3 separate regions of the Homo sapiens genome follow, and regions 2 and 3 are each linked to region 1. The links are chromatin contacts, found by Hi-C or POLR2A ChIA-PET in ENCODE. All regions are on one chromosome and are shown on one strand. The core of a region is the stretch at or near the end of the contact, and the rest is flanking DNA. Distances in the headings are between cores, read along the strand shown.

Region 1 (3,604 bases), core at 98-2,597:
TGCCTGCCATCCCTGGAGAGGACCAGATAGATGGTGCAGAGCCCCACTGTGCCAACCAGGGACCTTTGGGACAAGGAGCCAGGCTGAACCCAGAACGTCCCAGCTGGGGGCCAAGTGCTTCTGGGTGGAGTGATTTTGCCATTGTGCTGGCGCCAGAGGGCTGTGAAGACTTACGTTCACATGCCCCTTTGAGGGGGTTTTACCAGAATTAAAGGGCTTTCATGGCTTGACCTAATTGTCCTGGGCTGTGGAATTCTTTTTGGTTCCTAGTCAGTGTTCTCACCAAGACCCAACTAGTATAACAAACTTGCTATCGTTGCAGGAAAAAGAACCCATCTCAATGAAATGAGTCACTGGTTGGAAATGTAACCTGCAGGCATTGGAGGCTGTTCTAATTTCTCAAAGAACAAAGGCAGGCAATTTGACAGCTTTTGTTGACTGTCATAGAAATTTCCTGTGAGAGGGAGTCAGTTGCTTCATCTCAAGGAGGTCTGAAGAGGTAATAAGTTGTTTTTTTTGTTTTTTTTTTTTTCAATTGAACAAAATTTATCTAAAACATTTTTCAGCTGGGCACGGTGGCTCACGCCTGTAATCTCAGCACTTTGGGAGGCTGAGGCAGGCGGATCACCTGAGATCAGGAGTTCAAGACCAGCCTGGCCAACATGGGGAAAATCCATCTCTACTAAAAAAAACAAAAATTAGCCGGGCTTTGTGGCGTGCACCTGTAATCCCAGCTACTTGGGAGGCTGAGACAGGAGAATTGTTTGAACCCTGGAGGTGGGGTTGCAGTGAGCCGAGATTGCGCCACTGCACTCCGGCCTAGGTGGCAGAGTGAAACTGTCTCAAAAAATAGCATAATCCCATCTCTGTCACCTACTTGTTGAATGTGTTGATGAAAAGAGTCAAGTTCTGTAAAATCTTTGAAGAGATTTATTCTGAGCCAAATATGAGTGACCAATGGCCCATGACACAGCCCTCAGGAGATCCTGAGAACATGTGCCCAACGTGATCAGGGACAGTTTAGTTTTATACATTTTAGGTAGACATAGGCATCAATCAAATTCATGTAAGATGAACATTGGTTCTGTCCGGAAAGGTGGGTCAACTGGAAGCTGCAGGGCTTGGAGTGGAGGAGGATTCCAGATCATCAGCAGATTCAAAGATTTTCTGACTGGCAATTGGTTGAAAGAGTTAAGTTATTGTCAGAGGACTTAGGAATGTCTGGGTTAAGATAAAGGGTTGTGAAGACCAAGATTTAATCATGCATGTGAAACCTCCAGGTGGCAGGCTTCAGAGAGAATACACTGTAAATGTTCTATCAGTAATTCCAAAAGGGAGGAGGGCATAATGAGGCATGTCTGACCTCTGACCCCTGCCTCCCATCATGGCCTGAACTAGTTTTTCAGGTTAGCTTTGGAATGTCCTTGCAGAGAGGAGGGGTCCATTTAGATGGTTGAAGGGCTCAGAATTTTTCTTTCTTTTCTTTTTTGGTCTACAAATGACTTTGAACAAACTTTGTAATTTCCTTGTGCCTCAGTTTCCTCATCTATAGAATGACAATGATGGTAGTACCCAGCCCATTGTGCTTGTGTGAGGATTAAATACATTGATCTGTGGAAAGTGCTCAAAATGGTGCTTGGCCAGTGGTAAGAGTGACATGGGTGTTATTAGAGGCATCCTGAAAACCATCCTGGGGGCTGCAGGGTAGGCCTGGGCAGCAGGCTTAGAGCACAGCCCCTTCTCGGCCTTCAAGAGCTCTTCCTCCCTGAGGCCCGTGGGGCAGGGTCCAGCGGCCACAGAGACCCGTTCCGTGGTCCCTGGCTGCACTGCACACAACACTCCCACCACTGCTGACCTCCTGGTCTCTCTCACGGGCTGTGCCCCACATCCTCGGCTGCGGTCACTGCACATGAATGTAAAACCTGCTGCACAGGAAGGGTTGAAGGAGGGTGTGATCCTTGGGTGAAGTTCTAATCCCCACCGCCAGCCTCACTGGTCTCCCACAGACAATCAAGATGACAATGGCCACTTCCCAGGGTGGCGGCCAGGGTTGGAGGAGCCAATCCCAGGTCCCAGGTCCGAGGCGGTTGTTGGGCCTTATTGATGCCTGATCGCCATCTAGTGCCCGATAAGAGTCACTGAATCTCTCCCATTACAAACAGCTGGTAACGGTGAATGCAAGACTGGAAGATTCCACTGAAGTCGTTTAGGCTTGGGGCCACCCATTTTAGGAATCCCTTCTAAAGAATCCCCGATCCAGTTTCTGTTTAGAGTTTGATACCGGACTCTGTTGCATTTTTTAAAAACTCTAGGTGTGAAAATCCTATTCCTCAGCTGGAGTCTTATTCCTTACATTTTAACATGCAGTTTTACCCCAAAGGTCCCCAAAATGAATAGCAATAGAGAGGAGAAAGTGTCAAAGTGGGGGAGGCCTGACTCTTGTTGTATACTTGGCTGATATGCGATCACTGTTTCTAAGCATTCAATTCCTTTTCATTTCTTTCTGTCAATTAAGCAGCGCCTGCATTTCAGCTAAGATCCGGGAATAGAAAGGTAACAAAAAATGCACAGACTTTGCTCTCACCAGGCTGAGGCAAGGCCAGCTAAGAGAAAGCTACAGTCAACTGGATGGGACGTGAGGAGAATGAGACCCACGTCCTCAGTCCCCACTGCACCCAGCAATCACCAGGGATCACCCAGGAACCTTTAAACTGATGGCCAGGCTGCCTCCCAGATGCTCACATCTGACTCTGCAGGCCAGGCATTGACCTTTGAAGCCCCCTGTCATGCAGGTGCCCCATGGAGGGTGGGATTAACCGCCATCCAAAATTGGTTAGGCTGCCCAGACTGGTCCCTTCCATTGTTAGGTTGTGAAAAGGGTCACATAATGTGACTTTCTTGGGAGATCAAGTTGGGCTCCATACAGTCCAGGGGGCTTGAGAAAATAAAGTAGGTGCAATGGCAGTAGCATTGGTTCTTACTGTGGTTAAAAGTGAGCCAGCCAGGTTGAGGGTTCCTGCACAGAGGCCAGGATTTGAACTCCCCACGGGCACTCAGGCACCCAGGGAGAAGGCATCAATGTTCTCATCAACTTGCCTGGATGTGGTTCCAGCGGGAGGGAAAGATAACGGATTGAAAGCCATCAGTGGTCAAACATAAAAAATGGAGTCTTTCTCTTTGTTATCTTCCCCCAGGTCATCGCAGACAAGCCTGAGAACCACCCGATCAGATAGTCCATGTTTCCCCAGCCACCGAGGAGAAGAATTACCCTAGGGAACTTACTCAGCACTGATTCCCATGCCTCAACCCACAACCACTGATGAGCATTTCCAAGGATGAGGCTGGTCATGTGAGCATCTGTCCAAGGGGTTCTTATCATCTGGCAGGTTTGAGGAGTGCCGGGCTTGATTCTGGCTGCAGGAATGCACAGGTCACTTCCACTGAGAGCCCCTTTACAGGTGACAAGGGTTTTTCACACACCATGTGACTGACCTTCACACTGTGAGGCAGAAAGGGGAATGTTCGCCCTCATTTTCAGATGGGGAGCCAGGAGCTCAGGGACATCAGAGGAACTCCGGAAACAACAGTGCTGGGAGCCTTGAGG
Region 2 (3,660 bases), core at 638-3,137, 290 kb before region 1:
TGTTGCATTTGGTCCTGAAAATTAGACAAATACGTTCCCTGTTCTCAAGGAGCTTATAGGCCTGGGTAAGGTAATTGCAGACACCTGAAGTATAACATACACCTGAAGACTCTAACAGGGACACCTATCTCCCGAAAGGATCGAGGCATGGCCCTCCAATTAGGTTGACTTCAAAGTGTGAGGGGAGCCCAGGGGATTTCCAGTCCTAGGAAAAACCTTCACAGCCACCAAGAACTTTCATGTTTTAGTTTTCAATTAAGCCCTTTCCTTACATAAATTTTCTTCTGGATTCAAAGTCATTCAAAATGATGATTCACTCTACCTGGCAAAATATGCCGTCTTTAAAATTATTAATATAATTGTATCAGTTTTCTATTGCTGCTGTAGCAAATTACCACAAATGTGGTGCTTAAAACAAACCAAATTTATTATCTTAGAGTTCTGAAGGTCAGAAGTCTGGCATGAGCTAAAATCAAGGTGTTGGCAGGGCTGTGTGTCCTTTTAATATTTTTTATTTTTGGTGGCCTTAACAGAGGGTTGATATTTTGTCACATCTCATCGACCTGTCTATTATTATTATTATTTTTTGGTGGGGGATGGGGACAGGGTCTCGCTCTGCACTACAGGCTGCAGTGCAGACAAAATTGTGGCATGGCTCACTGCAACCTCAACCCCCCTGGGCCCAAGTGATCCTCCTACTTCGGCCTTCTGAGTAGCTGGGACCCCAGACATGCACCACCATGCCTGGTTAGTTTTTTATTTTTGTAGAGTCAAAGTCTTACTATCTTGCCCAGGCTGGTCTCAAACTGCTGGACTCAAACAATCCTCCACCTCAGCCTCCCAAAGTGCTGGGATTACAGGTGTGAGTCACCGCGCCCGCCCACCTGTCTCTTCTGCCTCCTTCCGCATTTAAGGGCCCTAGTGATGGTACACCTGCATAACCCAGGTGATTTCCCTATTTTAAGGTCAACTGATTGACAACCCTAATTCCAGCTACAAACTTAATTCTTTACCATGTCATATAACACATTCATAGGTTCCTGAAATTAGGACATGGACATCTTTTGGGGGCAGGGTGGGGGGATGCCATTATCCTGCCATCTACAAGAATATAGTTGTAATTATGTGACGTGCTGACCTCCTGTCTCAGCATCATGCTGTGCGGTGCAGACCTGAAGCTGTGAGCACACACCCTGTTGACGGAAGCAGCCGCTCTCCTATGTGATGAGGCTGTGGTTATCATTCTCCTCATCCTGATACCTCTTTTCTCTCACTGGGGATCCCTGCCAGCTTCTGCAACACAAAACTTCATTTTTATCTCCTAGTCTATTTGTTTTGTTCCCTAATAATGTCGGGTTTTTTTCTATGGTTTCTAAAATTCTTGCCACTGTTCAGCCATTTTTATACTTCTTGGAACTTTTTGAATTTTGAATAAGTAAATAAATGCTCAAATATGCATCAAACTCTGTAAATAAACAGAAGCAATTACAAGTTTTAGAAATAGTCTTATGCATTATGGTAAACTCAAACTCAGTGACGTGTTTGAAGTTACTTGTCATAGAATTCCTCAGCTCAGATTTAAGCTCAATTCACATATACAGTCCCTACCTTCTGGTTAATGTCAACATTCATGAATAGGCGTGGCCTTTGCAGGAGTGAGCTCAGGGAACCATGCTCCATGAAGCTCAGGGAAGCATACCTGAGTGTCCTATGCATGGATGACAAAAATCATTCCTTCCTTCCTAACATAATTGACCTTTACACTTTATGAGTAATGGTTACATGAAAAACACACCCAGCTGAAGCTTGGGGAAATATATCATGACTCACTCATCCATTCCACAAATACTAATGCAAGCTGTTGGCATGCTTGTATCTTAATATCAGGGCCACGTGCTTCTTTGCTGTCCGGGCTCTATCTGATCTCAAGGAACAGAGACAGCATGGCAGAGGTTACCATAGTTAATGGTGTTCAGCTTGTTTATCTTAAAGATATCTACAGGTAGAAAGAAAAAAAAAAAGGAAACCAGTATAAATGCTCCTGTAGAGGCTGCACACAGTAGAAATCAGTCCAACCTCATATAAACTGATTGACATATAGGCTTAAAGTTGGTCCTCATAACCCAGTTATCATGGGAAGCCACAGAAGTCCATGTCTCCTGCTTGCTATCTGAGCACACTTCCATTTAGATGAGTTGGTACTCGCCGGGTGCGGTGGCTCATGCCTGTAACCCCAGCACTTTGGGAGGCTGAGGCAGGTGGATCACGGGGTCAGGAGTTCGAGACCAGCCTGACCAACATGGTGAAACCCTGTCTCTACTAAAAATACAAAAATTAGCCAGGTGTGGTGGCGCTCACCTGTAATCCCAGCTACTCAGGAGGTTGAGGCAGGAGAATCCCTTGAACCTGGGAGGCAGAGGGTGCAGTGAGCACGGAGATCACACCACTGCACTCCAGCCTGGGCGACAGAGTGAGATTCCATCTCAAAAAAAAAAAAATGACTTGGCAATCCCCTATCTTCACTTCTGCATGTGCCACTACCCACTAAATACAAATACATTATTGCTCAAGCCATGTCAAGCGGATATTTGCTGTTATTTGCAATCATACTCATTCTGCTGGTACACTTCTATTTTTTTTTTTTTTTTAACGGTTAAACCGTCCCTATTTAGGACCACCTGAATGTGATAGTCCTGGGGCGATCATGTAAAAAGTAGAATGGAATCATGCTCATGGAAGCCATCTGAACGTTCAATATTAACGCAAGGCAGGGCAATTATTACTACTCAAGCATCCCCAGAGGGACAAAGGGAACCTCCAGGGACCACTCAGGAAATAATTAAGAAATGCTGGAGGAGTAGCTTTTTTTTTTTTTCAAGACAGAGTCTCATTCTGTTGCCCAGGATGGAGTGCAGTGGCGTGAAGTGATCTCGGCTCACTGCAACATCCGCCTCCCAGATTCAAGCAATTCTCCTGCCTCAGCCTCCCGAGTAGCTGGGATGATAGGCACATGCCACCACGCCTGGCTAATTTTTGTATTTTTAGTTGAGACGGGGTTTTGCCATGTTGGCCAGGCTGGTCTCGAACTCCTGACCTCAGGTGATCCGCCTGCCTCGGCCTCCCAAAGTGCTGGGATTACAGGCATGAGCCGCCTTGCCGGAACTGGAGGAGTAGCTTCTTAAGAAACCACATAACAGGCCGGGTGCAGTGGCTCATGCCTGTAATTCTAGCACTTTGGGAGGCTGAGGTGGGCAGAACAGTCCCAGAACCTGTAGCTGGAACTACAGGAGTGTGCCACCACACCTGGCTATTTTTTTTTGTATTGAGGAGGTTTCACCGTGTTTCCCAGGCTGTTCTTGAACTGCTGAGCTCAAGCAATCCACCCACTTCAACCTCCTAAAGTGCTGGGCTTACAGGCGTGAGCCAGTACGCCCGGCAAGAGTCTACATATTCTGAAGTTATATTCCCATCAATTCAGATTCTGACCTTTCTCCAGGAAATCAAAGAATTCTCTATAAATATTATCTCCTTGCAGCCTCTGCACTGCAAGCAGGCTGACGTCATGTTTGGTTTGCAGTTAGTAAGGAGCAGTTTAACTTGGGGGCTGCAGCCATGGAGTTCAGAGGTTAACAACCAGGCAGCAGCTTTTTGTTCCTGAAC
Region 3 (3,756 bases), core at 1,137-3,636, 320 kb before region 1:
TACATCTATCTACATCAGTAAACCAAATGGCAGATGCAAGCCGAAGCTTTCTCTGAGGCCTTCTTATCAGCCTAAAGACAGGTCTAGGAAAGATCATATTAGCAACCCAGACAGAGTCCAGAGATTGAAAGAGAGTGTCCCCTTTTTTTTTCAGGGCTGCCACCTGAGAGACAACCTGCCTAACAAGACAACCTTTCATTTACAATATATTAAATATTTCCTCTCCTCACCTTCCATAACCTGTTGCCAACTGCCCCCTGCCAGAAGCCCCAAGCCCCCATTTCTTTCTGTAGCTTAAAATGCTACCTAAGCTTCAACCACCTGGCCCTTCTTTGAGTCTCATATTTTGTGGAACCCCTTTGCTTTATGCATGTAATAAATTTGTGTGCCTTTTCTCCTGTTAATCTGTCTACTGTAATGTTTATTTCAGAGACTCAAATCATCACACCTTCAGAGAGTGGAAGGAGAGTTCCCTTGACCCCTATACCAGCAGTCCTTGGCATTTCTTGGCTTGCAGCTGTATTGCTCCCCTCTCTGCCTCTGTCATCACATGGCTTTCTGTTCCATATTTCTGTGTTTCTGCGTTTCTATGTGTGTCTTCACATGGCCTCCTTAGAAGGACACCAGTCATTTAGATGGGGATCCACCCCAATCCAGTATGACCTCATCTTTGCTTGATTACATCTGCAAAGACCCTGTGTGCAAAGGCCAATTTCGAGGTCCCAGGTGGACATAAATTTTGAAGGAACATTATTCAACCTCGTAAAATGTTCGACACTCTCATAAGTGGGAGTTGAACAATGAGAACACATGAACACAGAGAGGGGAACATCACACCCCGGGGCCTGTCGGGGGGTGGGGGGCAAAGGGTGGGAGAGCATTAGGACAAATACCTAATGCATGTGGGGCTTAAAACCTAGATGACAGGTTGATAGGCACAGCAAACCACAATGGCACATGTATACCTATGTAACAAACCTGCACATTCTGCACAGGTATCCTAGAACCTAAAGTAAAATTTTTTTAAAAAAAAGTTCAACATTTCACTGTTTTTTTCTTTTTGTTTTGTTTTTTTTTAATAAGAGCTTTTATGGAACCAAAAAACCAAAGGAGGATGTCATTATAAATTAAGAATAGAGGGATCTCTCCTTGTGGTGCTGCACGAGAGCGGAGTATGAGTCTGCGGTTGAGGAAGTCATGGCAGGACAAGCATTTAGAAAGTTTCTTCTACTCTTTGACAGAGTATTTGTTGAAAGGATTGCCACCACAACTGTAACCAAAGGAGGCATTATGCTTCCAGAAAAATCTCAAGGAAAAGTATTGCAAGCAAAAGGAGTAGCTGTTGGATCAGGTTCTAAAGGAAAGGGTGGAGAGATTCAACCAGTTAGCATGAGAGTTGGAGATAAATTTCTTCTCCTAGAATATGGAGGCACCAGAGTAGTTCTAGATGACAAGGATTATTTCTTATTTAGAGACGGTGACATTCTGACTGGGCACTGTGGCTCACGCCTGTCATCCCAGCACTTTGGGAGGCCAAGGTGGGCGGATCACCTGAAGTCAAGAGTTTGAGCCCAGCCTGGCCAACATGGTGAAACCCCATCTTTACTAAAAATACAAAAATTAGCCGGGCGTGGTGGTGTGTGCCTATAACCCCACTACCCGGGAGGCTGAGACAGGAGAATGGCTTGAACCCAGGAGACGGAGGTTACAGTGAGCCAAGATCATGCCATTGCACTCCAGCCTGGGCGACAGAGTGAGACTCTTTCTCAAAATAATAAATACATAAAAAAGAGATGGTGCATTCTTGGGAAGTATGTAGACTGAAATAAGTTACTATTGAAATGACATCAACTTGAAGCTGCCCATTCCACTGAAGTTCTGAAATCTTTCATCATGTAAATAATTTCCAGATCTGTCTTTTTTAATAAACTAATGATAACTAATGACAAAAAGTAGAGAGCGTAGCTAAATCTATTCAGTCCATCCTCAATTCAAACTATCCCTCGTGCTTCTAGTTGTTCCTTTTGTCAATCTGTCCTGTTTTCATTACGTGTTGTTCTTCCTTACATTTTCTATTTCTTCTTTGAAATCGCTTTCATAACTTCAAACATACTTATTTTTTAATCTTTTAAGATAATTTTGTTACCTCAATATCTTGAATTGCTACAGGGGTATTATCAACCCAGGGCCAATTCATATGTTACAAGCTTAACTTAGAGTTTCCTGCCCCACGCAAGTAATTTAAATTCAGACTTTTTTTTTTTTTTCTTTTCTGAGACCTGGGTAGCAGCACGTCGATGGGTTGGTTTTGTTTCCTCTTCATTGAAGGTGGTGAGTTTCAAAGATATCAGCTTTATATAAAGCTCTCCGTTCCAACCCTACCCCAAACTTCCTCTCCTGTCTTCATGTGGATGCTAACTTAAAACTCTTATTTCTGGGTCAGATAACTCCCTGCTCTCAGCCCTGATGACTACACCTTTGACACACACTATATTGGTATGGCTTTTAATTTTCTCTTTGTTTCTAGCATTTGAGAATCTCTGTCTTTGTTAATTCAACTATGTATTTTTAAATAAACTTCATATTTTAGCTAACACTTGTAGATATTTGTAGCTGGGGAAAACTAACTTTAGTTGATTCTACTGAGTAGACAGGACTGGAAATCCATTCTCTGGGGTTTGTTAAAACCAAAGTAACTGGCTCTCCTGGATGCTAGCTCACTGTCCAAGTTGAATTTAGTGTCAATCATCCAGAAAATGTCCCGTTTTTCATGTGCGAAGTCTGCTTATAGTTAATAGACCAGCTTAGGTTCTTCATTTAGTTCAGTGAACTCTTCAAAATGTGGTTTCAATATTGAAATAAATGCATATCATTCTAATTTTACTCTTTTCTCTCTCTGCTAGGAAACTGGAGGGAGTAAATCCTACAGACAATAGACAAATGTTTGAAATACTTAGAACATGGTTTGTTTTTCTTTTTGTTTTTGTTCTGAAATGGAGTATTGCTCTGTTGCCCAGGCTGGAGTGCAGTGGTACGATCTTGGGTCGCCACAACCTCCACCTCCCAGGTTTCAGCAATTCTCCTGCCTCAGCCTCCCGAGTAGCTGGGACTACAGACACGTGCCACCATGCCTGGCTAATTTTTTGTATTTTTAGTAGAGACAGAGTTTCACTGTGTTGGCCAAGACAGTCTTGATCTTTTGACCTCATGATCTTCCCATCTTGGCCTCCCAAAGTGCTGGGATTACAGGCATGAGCCACTGTGCCCGGCCAGTTGTTTTAATTCTAGGTTCTGGATACATGGGAAGTGGAGGAAATGCTGGACAAGAAGGCACAGTTAGATGGTAGACCCACCTCTGTCAATAACCAGGCCCAGTTTTAACTCATTGTTTTTCAATTGTAAAATAAGAGTGTTGGACAAAATACCTTATAGGCTCCTTCTAGCTCTTAGGTGATTTATAAAGGTTTGGGGTGAGGGTAAACTGGGCGGTTAAAGTCTGTGTAATCTGAAAGCCATGCAGGGGCTCTGACGGGCTTACCCCTGTCCCTGCAGCCAAGTCCTGACGTGCTACTTTCCCAGGGCTTGGTTCTTGCCTGTTTCTCTTGAGGCTGCCTTGGCATTCACCCACGCTCTTGGTTGTTATTTTTTACTCTCTGCCCCTGTGAAAATACACCTGCTCTCGTGGCTTCACTGGCCACTTTCTCAATCCTGGCTGTCTTCTTTATGTTCTTGTTCCCTGTATCCTATGGGTCTGTT

Evidence for each region. A loop is a pair of places that touch in the nucleus more often than their neighbours do. ChIA-PET counts read pairs that join two places held with the same protein, here RNA polymerase II (POLR2A). Pooled maps may share reads with other maps.
Region 2: a map of PC-9 shows a loop between it and region 1 (8-fold over the local background). The contact joins two enhancer-like sites. A Hi-C loop is called at or near these places in 9 of 168 maps with a recorded cell type or tissue (CD4-positive, alpha-beta T cell, CD4-positive, alpha-beta memory T cell, CD8-positive, alpha-beta T cell and 6 more), 1 of 37 single-sample maps with no recorded cell type and 14 of 50 pooled maps. POLR2A ChIA-PET finds 5 or more read pairs at or near these places in 5 of 52 experiments (CD4-positive, alpha-beta T cell, CD4-positive, alpha-beta memory T cell, MCF 10A and 2 more).
Region 3: a pooled map shows a loop between it and region 1 (4-fold over the local background). The contact joins the promoter of LINC01891 here to the enhancer-like site in region 1. A Hi-C loop is called at or near these places in 5 of 168 maps with a recorded cell type or tissue (Caco-2, IMR-90, endothelial cell of umbilical vein and 2 more) and 7 of 50 pooled maps. POLR2A ChIA-PET finds 5 or more read pairs at or near these places in 6 of 52 experiments (CD4-positive, alpha-beta T cell, CD4-positive, alpha-beta memory T cell, activated CD4-positive, alpha-beta T cell and 3 more).

Annotation. Positions count from the first base shown.
Region 1 is chr2:234,134,359-234,137,962 of GRCh38, reverse strand. No RefSeq gene overlaps it. Among named protein-coding and RNA genes, the nearest start is that of SPP2, 85 kb to the right of the region's middle. Within about 2 kb of position 1,347, at least 8 of the 41 ENCODE cell types and tissues checked have a DNase peak (open chromatin) inside an H3K27ac peak, as active enhancers do; they include CD8-positive, alpha-beta T cell, PC-9, mammary epithelial cell and 1 more, where a contact is called at or near this core.
Region 2 is chr2:234,420,583-234,424,242 of GRCh38, reverse strand. No RefSeq gene overlaps it. Among named protein-coding and RNA genes, the nearest start is that of LINC01891, 32 kb to the left of the region's middle. Within about 2 kb of position 1,887, at least 11 of the 41 ENCODE cell types and tissues checked have a DNase peak (open chromatin) inside an H3K27ac peak, as active enhancers do; they include CD8-positive, alpha-beta T cell, PC-9, mammary epithelial cell and 1 more, where a contact is called at or near this core.
Region 3 is chr2:234,453,225-234,456,980 of GRCh38, reverse strand. LINC01891 (long intergenic non-protein coding RNA 1891) reads left to right here and starts at 2,386. Exons shown (of 3, transcript NR_146988.1): 1 at 2,386-2,496. It also overlaps the pseudogene HSPE1P9.